2 separate regions of the Homo sapiens genome follow, and region 2 is linked to region 1. Evidence: chromatin loops called from intact Hi-C (ENCODE). Cell type or tissue: ascending aorta. All regions are shown on one strand.

The links. A loop is a pair of places that touch in the nucleus more often than their neighbours do. Peaks named below come from ENCODE experiments on the same cell type or tissue, not always from the same donor. Only the 100,000 strongest peaks of a DNase experiment are listed, where the experiment ranks them.
Region 2: a loop joins it to region 1, with 5 times the contacts of the local background. A loop is called at or near these places in 3 of 110 quality-filtered maps.

Annotation. Positions count from the first base shown.
Region 1 is chr12:128,064,690-128,072,689 of GRCh38, forward strand. LOC105370071 (a long non-coding RNA gene) reads right to left here. Exons shown (of 3, transcript XR_945534.2): 3 at 7,565-7,994. Among named protein-coding and RNA genes, the nearest start is that of LINC02441, 42 kb to the left of the region's middle. In ascending aorta, a CTCF peak has its summit at 4,921 (motif pointing left); no DNase peak of the experiment used is centred here; H3K27ac peaks cover 367 bases.
Region 2 is chr12:127,924,634-127,932,633 of GRCh38, forward strand. All of the region lies in intron 3 of LINC00508 (long intergenic non-protein coding RNA 508), which reads right to left. All of the region lies in intron 1 of LINC00507 (long intergenic non-protein coding RNA 507), which reads left to right. Among named protein-coding and RNA genes, the nearest start is that of LINC00507, 13 kb to the left of the region's middle. In ascending aorta, a CTCF peak has its summit at 1,570 (motif pointing left); a DNase peak (open chromatin) is centred at 1,558; H3K4me3 peaks cover 415 bases; H3K27ac peaks cover 3,309 bases.

The DNA of each region.
Region 1 (8,000 bases):
CAAGGTGAGGCTCTTTTTTAAGAAGTGATTCGTTATCTAGACCAGGTGACATTTATTGTCTACCTAGTCAGATATTTAAAATAAGATTTTTGACAAGTAGAAAAATATGTTCCAGGCTTGTCTTCTAAGTAGGCAAAATATTAACTTGAAAGAAATTATTCGTTTGTACAACTCAAAGGAAAAATAGAACAGAAAGGGAAAATAGAACAGAAAGAAAAAAAAACTATAAAGAAAGGAATTTCATCTGGCTTTGAAGAGTTACCTATTCCTTAGGTGATTAAGCAAAGAAGAAAGAAGGAAAACATACTGTAAGGAACAGAAGGAAGAAGAAAAGGAAGGAAAAAAGGAAAGAGAAAAGAGGCAAAGAAAGAGAAAGGACAGAAGAAAGACGGGGAATTCTATGGGTGATCTCTCAAGGGAATATTTTAGCGCCTTTGGCAGGGAGCAAAGATAAAATCAAAGAATGATTTTCTCTTGTGTATACTAATTATGTGAAATGGATCATCTCTAAAGTCTGCACCACTAAAATTAGAAACACACTCAGGAGGTGTTTAGATAAATACATGGATAATTGTCAGAAAATTTATTTATTTTTAATTTTATTTTTTTGAGATGGAGTCTGGCCCCGTTGTCCAGGCTGGAGTGCAGTGACATGATCTCAGCTCACTGTGACCTCTGTCCCCCAGGCTCACGTGATTCTCCTGCCTCAGCCTCCCGAGTAGCTGGGATTACAGGTGTACACTGCCACGCCTGGCTTTTTTTTTTTTTTTTTTTAGTAGAAATGGGGTTTCAGCATGTTGGCCAGACTGGTCATGAACTCCTAATCTCGAGTGATCTGACCACCTTGGCCTCTCAAAGTGCTGGAATTACAGGTGTGAGCCACCGTGCCTGACCCATGAAATTTAAATGACTATATATTAATTTAAAGGTGATATGGTTTGGCTGTGTCCCCACCCAAATCTCATCTTGAATTGCAGCTCCCACAATTCCCACATGTCATGGGAGGGACCCAGTGGAAGGTAATGGAATCCTGGGGGCAGCTCTTTCCTGTGCTGTTCTCATGATGGTGAATAAGTCTCACATGATCTGAAGGTTTTATAAAGGGGAGTTTTCCTGCACAAGTTCTCTTCTCTTGTCTGCCACCATGTGAGACACGACTTTCACCTTCTGCCATGATTGTGAGGCCTTCCCAGCCACATGGAACTGTGAGTCCGTTAAACCTCTTTCTTTTATAAATTGCCCGGTTTTGGGTATGTCTTTATCAGCAGCGTGAAAACGGACTAATACAAAAGGTCTTTCATAAAAGCTTCTTTAATATGTTGAGTTTCAAGGGCATGGTGGTGAAAGCTCTAGAGTAGCTTTTCCCGTGGCTAACTCCTATGACTCGGCTTTGCGTGATCAGCATCCTAAGTGAAACAAAGCCGTCTAAAAATCCACATCCACTGGGAACCCCAGAATGTGCCCCTGAGTGGACATAGGGTCTTTGCAGATGTAATTAGTTAATATGAGGTCATGCAGGATTAGGGTGGGCCATAAACCCAATAGAACTGGTGTCATTACAAGAGGAGGACACTCACAGACACCGACCCTCAGAAAAGAAGGCCAGGTGAGGATGGAGGCGGAGACGGGAGCGACGCAGCCACCAGCCAAGGAAACCCAGGAGTGCTATGGGCTGGAAAAGGTGAGGAGGGGCTCCCCTAGAGCCTGCAGAGAGAGCGTGGCCTGCTGACATGGAGATGTGGGACTCTAACTTCCAGAGCTGTGAAAGAATACATTTCCGGTGCTTTAAGCCCTGCTATGGACTGAACTGTGTCTCCCACAAAATGTATGTGTTGAAGCCCCCAATGTGACTGTACATGGAGGTAGGGTCTTTAGAAGGTAATTAAAGAATTCAGCTTAAATGGGGCCACAGGGGTGGGGCCCTAATCAGGCAGAACTGTGGTTTTATAAGAGGAAGATTAAGACTGTGGTCTCATAAGAGAAAGAGAAAAGGAAGCTTCTCTCTTTCTCCTCTCTCTCTCTCTCTTTCTCCCCTCTCCCATGCCCTCTTATCCCCACGTGAGGATACAGTGAGAAGGCACCATCTATAAGCCAGGAAGAGAGCCTTCAGCAGAACCCGCCCATGCTGGCACCTTGATCTCAGATCCTCAGCCTCCAGAAGTGTGAGGAAATAAATTTCTGTTGCTTTGTCCACCGAGTCCGTTGTGTTTTGTTTAGCAGCCTGTGCAGACTAAGACAGCAATTCAGATTGTGGTCATTTGTTTTGGAAGCACAGGAAACTAATATAATCAGATTGTCAAAGTTTATGGAGAACCGTAGGCATTGTTATGATGTCTGAAGTGGAGATGGCATATTCAAATGTTGATTCATATCCAACACTCACTCACCTGGACACAGATTGGGAGGAGAAAAGTTTATTCTTCTCTGAGATTACAGGGAAAAGTGCCCTTTTTCTTCACGGGAAAACAAATTCCCAGAAGGTTTTTTTTTTTTTAGAAAATGTCTCCCTCTGTCACCCAGGCTGGAGTGCAGTGGCACCATCTGGGCTCACTGTAAACTCCACCTCCTAGGTTCAAGTGATCCTACCACTTCAGCCTCCCGAGTAGCTGGGATTACAGGCATGTGCCACCATGCCCAGCTAATTTTTGTATTTTTAGTAGAGACGGGGTTTCGCCATGTTGGCCAGGCTGGTCTCGAACTCCTGACCTCAAGTGATCCTCCCGCCTTGGCCTCCCAAAGTGCTGGGGTTACAGGCATAAGCCACCATGCCCAGCCTCCAGAAGTGTTTTCTTAATATATGTTTTCAGCACAGGTACAGCTTAATCCTCTTTTTTTGGCTCTTGACCTCATCAGTGGAGAGGAACCATAGGAGACAGGGAACAGGGTTCTCTCCAGCAATCCATGGAAATGAAGAGTGACTGAAGGCAAAGCTCTCTGCTAGCAGGGGGGTCGTCCTCCACCTTCTCAGAGCCCCAAACATGCAAGTAACAGCCTCTGCTCTTCCCGGATCTGCGGGGACCATCTTTAAATGACAGCTCTGGTGTGGAGTGACTGGATGTATGCTGGTGGGAGGGGTGTGGGAATATCCAAACTCAGAGGTAAGAAAAGGGAGAAAAAATCTCTCCTCTCATTGGAGCCAAAGCAGAAGGTGAAAAGGTGCATTGGCGAGACTGTAACATAAGGAAAGGAAGGAGGAAGAGAAGGAAGGAAGAAAGGAGCAAGGAGGCAGAGAAAGGAGGCAAGAAAGGGTGGAAATTTTATGGCTGATCTCTCAAGGGGATATTTTAGTCCCTTTGGCAGGGAACAAACATAAAATCAAAGAATAATTTTCTCCTGGGTATACTAATTATGTGAAATGCATCGTCTCTAAAGGCTGCACCGCTAAAATTAGAAATAGAGGCATCAACAGACTTGCCCTTACAAATAGAGTCATCAATAGACTTGGCCTAATAAAGCCCCACAAACTGGGGGTCTTGAAACCACAGAAGTTCCTTGCCTCACCATTCTGGCGGCTGGAAATCCAGTATCAAGGCCGTGGGGCCACATTCCCTCTGCAGGCAGGTGCTAGGGAAGGATATACTCCCTACCTCTCTACCAGCTTCCAGTGGTCACTTTGCTTGCGGCAGCAGAACTCCAGTTTCACAGGGCGCTCTTCCTGTGTGCATGCCGGTCTCTGTGAATAAATGTTCCCTTTTGGTAGAGATGCCAATCATACTGGATTAGGGCCCAGCCTAGTGACCTTATTTTAACTTGATCATCTGCTGCCTCAGTCCAGGCTGCTAGAATAAATGTCCTAGACCGGGTGGCTAAAACAACAAATGTTCATTTCTCACAGTTCTGGAAGCTGGAAGTCCAAGATCAAGGTGCTGGCTGATTCAGTTCCTGGTAAGAACTTACTAAGACTTCCTGATTTGCAGACAGATCCTTCTTTCCTATGTCCTCACGTGGTGGAGAGCTAGATCATGTCTCTCATATATCTTCTCATTAGGGCACTAACACCCGTCATGTCGGCTCCGCCCTCATGACCTGACCACCTTCCAAAGGCCCCACTTCCTACCACCATCACATTAGAAATGAGGAGCTTTAACATATAAATTTTAGGAGGTCACATTCAGCCCATAACACTGGCATAGACCCTGTTTCCAGGTAAAGTCACATTGACATGTACTGAGGGTTAATTCTTCAGCATCTTGTATGGAGTACAATTCAACCCATAATAAGTACTGAACTCTACAAGGTATATCTTTATTCTGTGATTTTTTTTTTGAGACACAGTCTTGCTCCGTCACCCAGGCTGGAGTGCAATCATGGCTCACTGAATCCTCGACCTCCCAGGCTCAAGTGATCCTCCTGTCCCAGCCTCCCGAGTGCTTAGGACCACAGGCCCCCACTACTACGCCCAGCTAATTTTTAATTACTTTGTTTTGTAGAGATGGGGGGTCTCACTATGTCACCCAGGCTGGTGTCAAATGGAAAAAAAATAATATATACTCTTAAACATATAGCTTTCTGATATTAAGTTCAATTACTTAAATAAATTATATTAAATAAAATGTTGAAAATTAACAGCACTCCGAAAACTCTAAGTGGAATAGAATGAGGACAGGATCGAGGGTCTGGTGGTTTTAAGTCCACAACCTAAGATTCGTGTGGCCTCCAGCAGCTCAGTCAACCTAGGAACCTTCCCTTCTTTGTTAACGAAATGGAAATAACACTATTTCGCAAAGCTGCTGTGAAGATTAAACGTGGATAACGTGCCTAAAAAGTCTATGATATGGTAAACCACAGTATAACATTCCTACAATTCATAATATTACTAATCACATATTCACACTATTGATATTCCTCATAAACTGGAACTAGTAATGCTGAGGTCGGCTAGTGGTTCGAGCTCTAAGATAAAGGCATTGACTGCCACCTGGTGGCAGCGTACTGTAGTGTCAATTCTTCAACTTTCTCGCCAAGGTAAATCACCTGGTGATGATTGCTTCGTCTCCAATTCCAAACAGAAAAAATGAGAATCCATCATCGTGTAACTCCACAATTGAACCTATTAAATGTAAGTTCCAGATGTTAAGGCTATATGCTTAAGATCAAAGAAGATTTGGAGAAGGGAGTTTACCTTATTCTTCCCTAAGCCATGAAATGTGGGTGATGAAATCTGGGATGGTTAACTTTAGCCTCAGTAAATTGTCTTCTCTCCCCTTTTGCTCACAGGGCCTGGTAACAGAGTGAGTGTTTAATTAATATGTGTTCGGCGAAATAATGAAGAATGTACTATTAATAATAACAATACCTTATTTTTATTGAGCACCTAGTATATACCAGACCATTTCAAAATGGATTACTCAGGATGTGCAGACTATCTCAGTGTTCACAGGGATTGGGGCATGCAGCAAAAAGGCCCTTGCTCAGAATATCTGTAGGAGTAGATAGGAGTAAAGATTCAGGACTTAGAAACAAATCTAGAAATGGGCTTACCACGTGCATTCGCTTTAGAGATGCTTATGGACTCCCCATTAAACAGAGACAGCTGGTAAACACAACAAGCAATTGGCAAATACATTTCAGGATCAAAGCTTATAATCCTTACGGGCCATTTACATTCTCAGGTGAATCTATGCTACAAGGTAAAGATGTGTCCCACCCACACTTTGGAAAGAGGTAGGTCTCAGAGCCCAGAAATGCCTTTAATATAGGGGTTGTGAGAGTTAATAAGGTGTGCGAGCTCATAAAGACCCTTATGTTCTTAGCAATATAACTTACAGTTCCTATTTCTTTTCTTTTTCTGTTTCTTTTTTCTTTTCTTTTTCTTTCTTTGTTTTTTGTTTCTCTGAGACACGGTCACCCAGGCTGGAGTGCAGTGGCACCATCTTGACTCATTGTAACCTCTGCTTCCTGGGCTCAAGCAATCCTCCCGCCTCAGCCTCCTGAGTTGTTGGGACTACAGGCACATACCACTCTACTCAGCAAATTTTTTCGTATTTTTGGTAGAGATTGGATTTTACCATGTTGCCCAAGCAGGTCTTGAACTTCTGGACTCAAACAATCGGCCCCCCTCGGCCTCCCAAAATGTTGGCATTACAGGTGTGAGCCACCGGGCCCATGCCCAGGCCTCTCATTTATTCACACAAGAATCCCAACTGTACATATTTCCTTTAATCCCCCCAAAAGACATGTATCAGATTGCTTCTGTGATTCTTTGTTTGATTAAATTTTTTTTGCATGTGTACTCCTTAAAATTTGGAAATAACATAGGCTGATTTTTAAACCTCATTATTTAAAGACGAGGCAAAAAATATTCTAAGGTCTGCATTTTTGCTGAATTCCCTAAGAGATTTTCAGTTCCTCAGAGCAGCCGTGGAGGCATATCCAGGAGCCGATGGCTGAAAGATTTGGATGAATCTGCTGTTGCTGGAGAGTCACTAGGGGATGCCTGTTCATGCCTTCCCTGATGCTCAACTAAAGGATTTAAAATGAGCAAATTTATATTATAAAAGAAAGGAACGGGGGCCTAGGGACAACATGACCCTCACAGCTTTGACTGGCTTTTGAGTTAAACACAACGAAACCTGTAGACTCCTGCGGAGACCTATACCCACGCAGGCGACAGGGAGGGACGACGACCACAGGCACCTGACTCCTCGATTTTCTGGCCCCATGTTGGCTCCAGCAGGTGTGACCCAAAATCAACCTGAAGTTCTGTCTGCTCCTGGAAATTCACCTGCAGAGGGTCAACAGCTGCCCCTTTGCCTAACCTGGGGCCACACCCCTCATGCCTCCAGAGGCCAGGCAGGGACTCTAGGTGAGGGAAGCTGGATGCGGGAGTGTCCTGAGGAATGGGAGCGGGCAGGCCCATTTCAATGGGTGGCGGCTACTGTCTAGTGTCAGCCAATTGCTGCTGTGAAGGGCATGAGCTCAGACTTGCCAGATCTTCCAGTTTTCCAAGAGAAGCCCGTGAGGTGGCTCTCAATATTTAAATGCTGGAAATGGTATATGGTCCCCCCAAAAAAATCACAAGGAAAAACACACGAGCTCCAGATTCCTTATGGGGTCTGATTCCATATGGAGGCCACTGCCTCTGGCCAAAAACATTGAAATCCCCAGATTCTAAGTGTTCGAATCTATGGTAATTTTGCTCCATTTGTCTTCTCCAAATGTATCCCCCTCGTTCCAGTGTTTTTCTGTTGTTACTTCCAAAGTTTAATCTTCCCTTAGGGATACTTGTACCCACAGACCTCCTTCTAGTTTTTCCCCTCTTGGAATGTCCCTATGACTCTCCTGAGTATCCATGAATAACCATCTCTCAAGTCAACACATTATGAAACTCTTCCTTTTCTGAATTTGTTCTCTTCTTCATGTCCTTAGAATGTTCCCCCGGTCTTTCCACCATTTATTTTTCTCTATGGGGAAGGCCACCATCTATTATCGAAACTGAAGATGTCAGACACGCACTCTCCAGCCATTTCTATAAGTATTGGTGTCCACAGACCAGTTCTGCCCAAAAAATTATTAAAGGATACCTTTCTACTGCTTCTGACAAAAGTTATTTTGTTCTCCATGATATAAATTGAGATGAATTAGGAGGCCTCTTACCCATTCCCTGGTCTTCCTGTCTTTGGTTAGTACTTTATGAAGGTGTGATGGTTGGGGCTGCAGCAGCTGTATTGCAACCATGAAGACAAATGCCTAAGGATAAAAAGCCAATATGGCAAGAATGATTGAGCAAACGAATGGAGATATTCTAGGTCTTCAATGACTCTGCTGGGCCCTCAAGCCATCTCTTGACTGCCTTCCTCCACGCCTCTTATTGTTGAAACCGTAGCAACCCCATTGGACAAGCTACTTGGAGGAGAATATTTCATACCTGCTTTTGAAATCATCCTAACTGAAACATACACTGGTATTATTCACCCTCTCCTTCGGCTCTTGGTATGCTTCTCATCACAAAAAGGCTTGCATTTTCGTTAATTTCCTTAAGAGCTTTGAAGTTCCTGAGA
Region 2 (8,000 bases), 140 kb before region 1:
AATTCAAAAAGTGCATAAATGAAGTTAAACAATTCTAAGATTTTTGCTTTTTCCTGGAAAAGAAGAAAAGCCACAATTAATGTAACCTTTAATATGTCAGTTATCCATATTGCAATCTTTAAGATAATCCCTTAGAAAGAGTAATATTATTTATAATTTCCTAATTCATAGGGAAAATATGTAAATAAACATTTTCTAATTTGGAATAAGAAAAGACAAAACAGGCAAGACAAACTGAAAAACAAAAGCAGAGTAAGCTGACAGCCCAAATATATTAAGAATTGCATTACGTATAAGGAGACTGAATCTAACAAAACAAATATAAGCATCTCTTTGGATTAAAATAAATGTATATTTATAGGAGATTCACTTCAAACAGAGACAGAGGAAGATTGAAAAAATTAGACTATGCAAGCCATACCGAAGAAAGATTTTGTGTCCAGAAAAATATCTGACAAATTAGTCTTTAAGATAAAATGTACAACTAGAGATAAAGAGACTTTATAAAAGTTTAAAATCATTGAGAAGATAGAATGATTCTCAATGTGCTTGCACCTAAATGGTTTAGCCTCAAAAGGTGGTTATTTTGGGTGACATTGATTATATGCTTCTATATGTATTCTGCTTTATGTTTTTAAATCTATGTCTATTAGTCTGTTTTCACACTACCGTAAAGATACTACCTGAGACTGGGTTATTTATAAAGGAAAGAGGTTTAATTGACTCAGTTCCACATGGCTGGGGAGGCCTCAGGAAACTTACGCTCATGGCGGAAGGCGAAGGGGAAGCAAGGACTTTCTTCACATGGTGGCAGGAGAGAGAAGTGTGAGTGCAGGAAAACTGCCATTTATAAAACCACCAGATCTCATGAGAACTCGCTCACTATCATGAGAACAGCATGGGGAAACCAGCCTCATGATCCAATCACCTCCTTCCCTTGACATGTGGGGATTACAATTTGGGATGACATTTGGGTGAGAACCCAGAGCCAAACCATATCACTGTATTTTTAATTGTTTACAATAAATATATGAGGAACTGCTATAGGATTAAATAGAAACTACTCATATTTGTTCAACGTGCAATTAACCCCTAGCGAGCACTCAATACATGGTAACTGGCATCGTCACACATATCTCCATCACCATTAACCTTTTCGTAATCGAAACAGAACAATGGTCAAATAGGAAAAAGTAGGAACTGGAGTCCTGCAGAGTCGATTGTTTTTACTATAATTTAGTCATAAAAGCAAAGCATGAGAGTCATTTGTCTCACCCGGCATTTATAAGCCATCCTCCCTGAGACATTTAGGGCTCATCAGATGCAAGTCATGGAAGATACAAAAATATAACCACTATTTAGTATTTCCATCACTGCTGTAGGCCCTGTCTTTGATCCGGTTAGGCTTAGTTGTGTTTCTAGAACTCCAAGTACCTGATCGTATCTTGGGGTCATGTGAGGGAGATTTGGCCTTGAGGAGAGGGGCTTCACAGGCCAGCTGTTTATTGTTACTCTCCCACGGAATTCAGTCCGGAGCCCAGAGCCTAGGTTTCCATGAGGAACTCCTGACATCTGCTGGCCAGTGTGCTCCTGGTCTGTACACTGCATGCTGAGAGCCAGAGAATGTTCACTCAAGACAGTACCTCTGTGTTGGGTTTTTTTAACACTTAGAAAACTTTATTATAGTGTTTATCTCAAATAAAGAATTTAAAAATTCAACTATTAAAAGGCCAGGCATTCTCTAATATTCATGAACTATAAGTAGAAATGATAAGGAAAATAAATGTCCAAACACGCAAATAACCATCAGGCTAAAGTAAGAATTAATATCCCAATTACCAGCCATTTAGGAATTAACAAAAATGGCATTGCCTGTCAAATTATAGCAAGGCAACGAAACTGCAGCCAGAGGCAGGCTCATAAGACTAAAAAACTGATAGATATTTTTTTTGTTTAGTTACATGGATAAGTTCTTTGGTGGTAATTTCTGAGCTTTTAGTGCACCCGTCACCCTAGCAGTGTACACAGCACCCAATATGTAGTCTTGTATCCCTCACTCCACCTCCCGATGTTCCCTGAGTCCCCAAAGTCCTTATGTCATCCTTATGCCTTTGCATCCTCATAGCTTAGCTCTCACTTATAAGTGAGAACATACGGTATTTGGTTTTCCATTCCTGAGTTACTTCACTTACACATTTGAGAGAAATCACAGCTCAATTCACCCTTCAGGCTCATGAGTCCAGAAGTTTTTGCGTAGCCAAATTGAAAAAAAAATGATATCTATAAAGTGAGTGGAAGCCCTAATGGGAGATTTGCATAAAGGGTAGGAGCCTGGATATTGAAGTCTGTCTCATAAACCTGTGCTCGTCTCCTAGTGGTACATCTGTATCCCAGCTAAATAACACCTTTGTGCCTCAGTTTCCTTGTCTGTGAAATGGGGCTGAAAATATGACCTACATGATAAGATTATTATGGGATGGAAGTAGTTAAGGCATATATATATATATATATATATATATATATATATATATATATATATATGTTAGAACAGTTCCTTGCAAAGAACAATTTCTTAATATGTGAGCATTGTTATTAAATCCTAAAATTGTGACTCATACAATTTAATAAAGCTACTAATCAATCTAATTTACTGCACATGTATTTTAAAAATCCCTAACAAATTATGGGGGCTATTTGCATTCTGCCAGCACTGCAGGAAGCTGCAGATAGCTCTGGAAAATAGTAAATGTGCTGTGTAGAACAACTTCTTTTATAACCTGCTTTTATTCTAAAATATGAGAAGGCCTGGGTGTAAATATGGTGAGAAGCCTTTTATTGTTCCTATTAACGTGAAAATGAGCTTGTGTAATGCACTCTGATTGTGTCTAAATCATCCCCGCTCCTGGTCAGTTTCACATCGTCTCAGACAAAGAACACTGGGCCTTCTACAGTAATCACACATTAATAGGCATGCATTAGTTGTGGCACAAAGAGCTTTTTTAGTGGATTAATTGAAAGTCTCCCTGTGCAAGCTTGAGAACCTCAGCTAGTGACATTGAACATGCACTCTTACAATTAATGATGAATAATAAAAGCTAAATAGTGTCATGGATCCCACTGCCAACATTTTGCTTAGGAAAGTCACCAGCCTGAGCCATTCTCATGTCATAACTTGGAACCCCACAGATGGGCTGAAGCATGGATCCTATATGCAAGCCAAGGAGGTTTAAACGCTGGTTCTGCTAGCTACTAGCTGTATGACCTGGTGGGAGTCAGGGGTGCTCTCTGAGGATCAGTTTCTTCATCTGCAAAATGGGAATTACAGAAAGAGTGCCAATCTCGTTCAGTCACTGTGAGGACAAAGTGAACCAGCTTGTGTGTGAATGCACCCCGTAGAACCTGGCATGTAAAGAGTGCAAAGTAAGTGTTAGTTATTATTATTATTATTATTAGTTTATTAGTTGGGTCCTCACAGGAAACACATGGTACACTCAAAATGGGACTGAATTTAATAAATTTAATAAAGATAGTACTTCAATAGATTGGACAACATTAAATAAATGGGAGATGGCACTGCACCCAGGTCCTAGCAACAGTGGGAAGCCATTACACTAACTCCGTACCACTACTCCAACCAAACGAACAAGAGGAGGGGACAGTTGCCACACCACACAGGAGCTTTGGCATTAAGAAGACCTTGGCATTTGAAGCCATGGAAGCTGTGGCCTCCATAAAAGGAACACAGACGATGCCAAGTCTTGGAGAGCAGGGAGAGAGGGAGGGTAATAAATCTCTTGACTTCTCTCTTCTTTTGACCCTGAAAACCCAGCGTCTCCAATCAGAAAATCTAACCAGAAGCCAGAGAGCAGAGGAAGCCAGGTGCTGCGATATGAAAAGGTCAGCCTACAGGTTAGAGTAGTGCAGGGTGCACTAGGGTTAGGAATAGATTTGGAGGGGAGACTGGCAAATATCAGCCCCCAAGGAGAGTGGTCTTAGGGCAATCTATATTATGCATGCGATCAGTATGAATAAACTGAGCAAATATTACCAATATAGCTGCATACCCCACTGCCAAGAAACACTAAGGGAACAAATATAACTGTGGAAGTGACTCAGTGCCTTTGAGTCTGGTTCTGGACTGTGAACAGGAAGAGTGATAATCCTAACAAAAACAACTTGAATAAAAATAGTAACAGCAACTGGCATTTCTATAATACTTGGTAATTTTCAAGCCGCTTTCATGTATATAACCACATTTCAGCCTTGTAATAACTCTATTGGAAGGTAGGTATTTATTTCCATTTTAAAATGAGAAGTGTTTAGTTTTCAAAATCCCTTGTGCAATTCTTGCTTAAATTTCCAAGAGAATGCATGAAAAATGTTGATATTACATGTTAGTGTTCAGGAATACAAGATGTGGAATTTACTTGTTTTACTCAAGTCATGTGTTGTGAGGCTTGTAATGTGTCAAGCTCTGTTCTAGACACTGGGGATCCAGCAGTGACAAAAACAAAGCCCTGCATGTTTTTGAGCTGCAGTTACTTTGGAAGAGCCTGGAAGTCCTTCAAGAAGTTAAAAGAGTTGTTTATGTCCCAATAGAAATGAAAACATGTATCCACACAAAACCTTGGACATAAATATTCACAGCAGAATTGCTCATGATCGCCAAAGTGTGGAAATAGCCCAAATGCCTATCAGCTGAAAGATACATAAAATTGTATATCCATACAGTTAAATATTACCTAGCAATAAAAAGGAATGAAACACTGATTTATGCTACAGGAAAGAATCTTTAAATTATTACACTAAGTGAGAGAAGCCAGTCACAAAAAATTACTTATTATATGATTCCATGTGTATGAAAGATCCAGATTAGGCAAATCTAGAGAAAAATGTAGATTAATGGTTATTTAGGGCAGGAGTGATGAGTGAATGAGAAGATTGGGAGTGACAGTGATAGCAGCAGGAGGCAGCCAAATGCCCAGACAGACAGGGGTGGGAGCCCATGACCCCATCTCCAAGCCGAAGACAGTTGAAAGCCTGAAAGCCAGGCTACAAGTTAAATCCTTGGACTGGATTGAGAACTTGTCTTCCTGTTTGGCACACTTTCCTCTGATTCATGCCCACCCTTCACCTATTTTACATATAGCTACCCTTGCCTAATTGGTTTTCTACACTATCATGCCAACCTTTGGATGGTGTCTTCACTTTAACCTTTTTTGCATACTCACAAACCAATCAGCACACACTCCCCATCCTGTGCCTATAAAGTTCCCAGACTCAGTCAGTAGAGGAGAATATGGCCTGACTTCAGGGAAGGAGATGGCCTGACTTTAGGGAAGAGACAACCTGACTTTGGGGAAGGGACAACCTGACTTCAGGGAAGACGACCTGCCCTTCCTGTCCCCTCTCCAGCTTCCCTCTCCACTGAGAGCTGTTTTCTTCACTCAATAAAATTCTGCACCTCCACCATCCTTCAATTGTCTGCATGACTTCATTCTTCTTGGATGTCAGACAAGAGCTCAGGACCCACTGAGTGTGGGTACCCAGAAAGGCTGTCACACAAGCCCTTTGCCTTTGCTGGCAGAGGGCAACCACCCCATGGATGAGGCAAGGGGCCAACTGAGCTGCTAACACCCTGTGGACGGCTGAACTAAAGGAGCTCTGCAACACCTCCTCTCAGGCTTCAGGGTCATGGGCACCCTCACCTGGGCGCTGCCACATTCCCCTGAAGGTGACATGCCTGGACTGGCCCCAGGTCTCACTCAGAGCTTGCTCCTGTGTTGACGCCCAAAGCAGTCAGCCAGATCTCGTTGTTGCTCACTCACTTGTTCCCTTCTGCAGAGGGTTGAGCATGGCAGACTGAGTAGATGGGCATCCCTTCCACGAGTCTGGCAAAGTGGGCAGAGAAAAATCCTGCATCAACAGCTAAATGATGTGGGGTTTAATTTTAGGGTAATGAAAATGTTCTAAAATTGGTCATGTGATGAATGCATAACTCTGTGGATATACTAAAAGCCAATTGCATTGCAATGAATTGCATGTTATGTGAATTATATCTTTTTTTTTTCTTTAGACAGAGTCTGGCTCTGTCCCCAGGCTGGAGTGCAGTGGCAGGATCTCGGCTCACTGCAATCTCTGCCTCCTGGGTTCAAACAATTCTCCTGCCTCTCAGCCTCCCAAGTAGCTGGGATTATAGGCGGGCACCACCACGCCCAGCTAGTTTTTGTATTTTCAGTAGAGACTGAATTATATCTTAATAAGGCTTTTCTTTTCAACGCACTGCCCCTTGAAGCCTGAGATTTTTATCTAGTGAGATATTGACACTTTTAGCCAAACTTCTCTTGGTAAACCTCATATACTGTACTTGACCCAGTATATAATAATTGTGAGATATTTTGGATGTTCGTCCCCACCCAGATCTCATGTTGAATTGTAATCCTCAGTGCTAGAGGTGGGGCCTGGTGGGAGGTTTTTGGGTCATGGGTGTGGATCCCACATGGCTTGGTGCTGTTTTCATGATAGTGAGTTCTCAGGAGATCTGCTCATTTAAAAGTGTATGGCACCTCCCCCTGCCAACTCTCTTGCTCCTGCTTTCACCATGTAAAACCCTGCTCCCACTTCACCTTCTGCCATGATTGCAAGCGTCCTGAGGCCTCTGCAGATGCTAATGCCAGAGCTATGCTTCCTGTACAGCCTGCAGAAGTGTGAGACAATTAAACCTCTTTTCTTTATAAATTACCCAATCTTGGGTATTTCTTTATAGCAATGCAAGAATGGCCTAATACAAGTTGGATTAGAATTTTTACATAAGCAATCATCTTGGATGTCCTGCTGAGCTGTATCTTTCTGGAGGCATTTATAAGAAAAAGTGAACACACACACACGTATTCCTAGACCTGATTCTTCCTCCAACTTTACATCAATTTCAAATTAATAGAACTATGATTTGTTGAGATGATTAGGAACCTTTGCAGGAAAACAACTTACTGAGCAATGCATGTTCCTTCTGATATTCTCATCAGCTTCATTTCCAAAGAAAAGGTGACTATTCTTTTCATGTGCTCTTCGCTTTGTTTTATTTTATTCTTTGATGCTAAAAATTAAAATGCCTTCAACTTTTGTGCCAATGTCTTTGTAGATTGTATCACTTGCCTTGCTTAGAGATAAAACATACCTGTGTCTCTGGTCTTGGGAAAATCTGAAAGCCCAGGGTTGCTCCCCAGAGCTAAGCTTTTATAGGCACATCTCCCTTTCACTGCCCTGGAAAATCATACTCAGGCCACCATCTCCCCCAGTCATAGGGGTTGCATCTTAATGCCTACAAATAGCCCGCCCTGTTGGATCCTCTTCCTTTGGGGGGTTTGGGATAAGAAGATGGGCACTTTCTCTCCCTTTGGAGGGAATAGAGGTAACAGCACAATTGATTTTTCAAAGATAATACACCTCCAAGAATCTTTCTTCCTCACCTCTCAAAGCTTCTAAAGTCTTAAAGCAAATAAAAGATTTCAATAATTGTGAAAAAAAAGTATTATTTCTTTTGAAAAACCCATGCATAGCAGATTCAGGATACTATTTCAGAATTTCTCATCTTTCTTGATACGTGGTTGGAACCTGAGTTTGGCATCATTGTGTGCATCTGTTTCTGCATGTTGATCTGTCTGTGCAGCTGGGAACGGGGGAGTGCAGACTGTGGGTGGGTTTCCATGGGGGTCTGTGTGAGCATAGGGCCCATAGACTGTGGAGGGACTTAGGAAAGGCAGGAAATGCTCCTTTTCAATTCCCCACCAACAGGGGACCTGTCAAATCCAGGGCAGTAATAAAATCCATCAAGTTGGAAGTTCTCCTTCAAGAGCCATGGAAATGTGAGTGAAGTATCTGTCTGATCCTCAGGGCAGTCCATCGTATATGATCTCATTATGCAGGACTCACAAGCCCTGTGTCCACTGCCAGACAGAGAGGTCCTACGGAGCAACAAAGGTGTTCTACTTCTTCATATT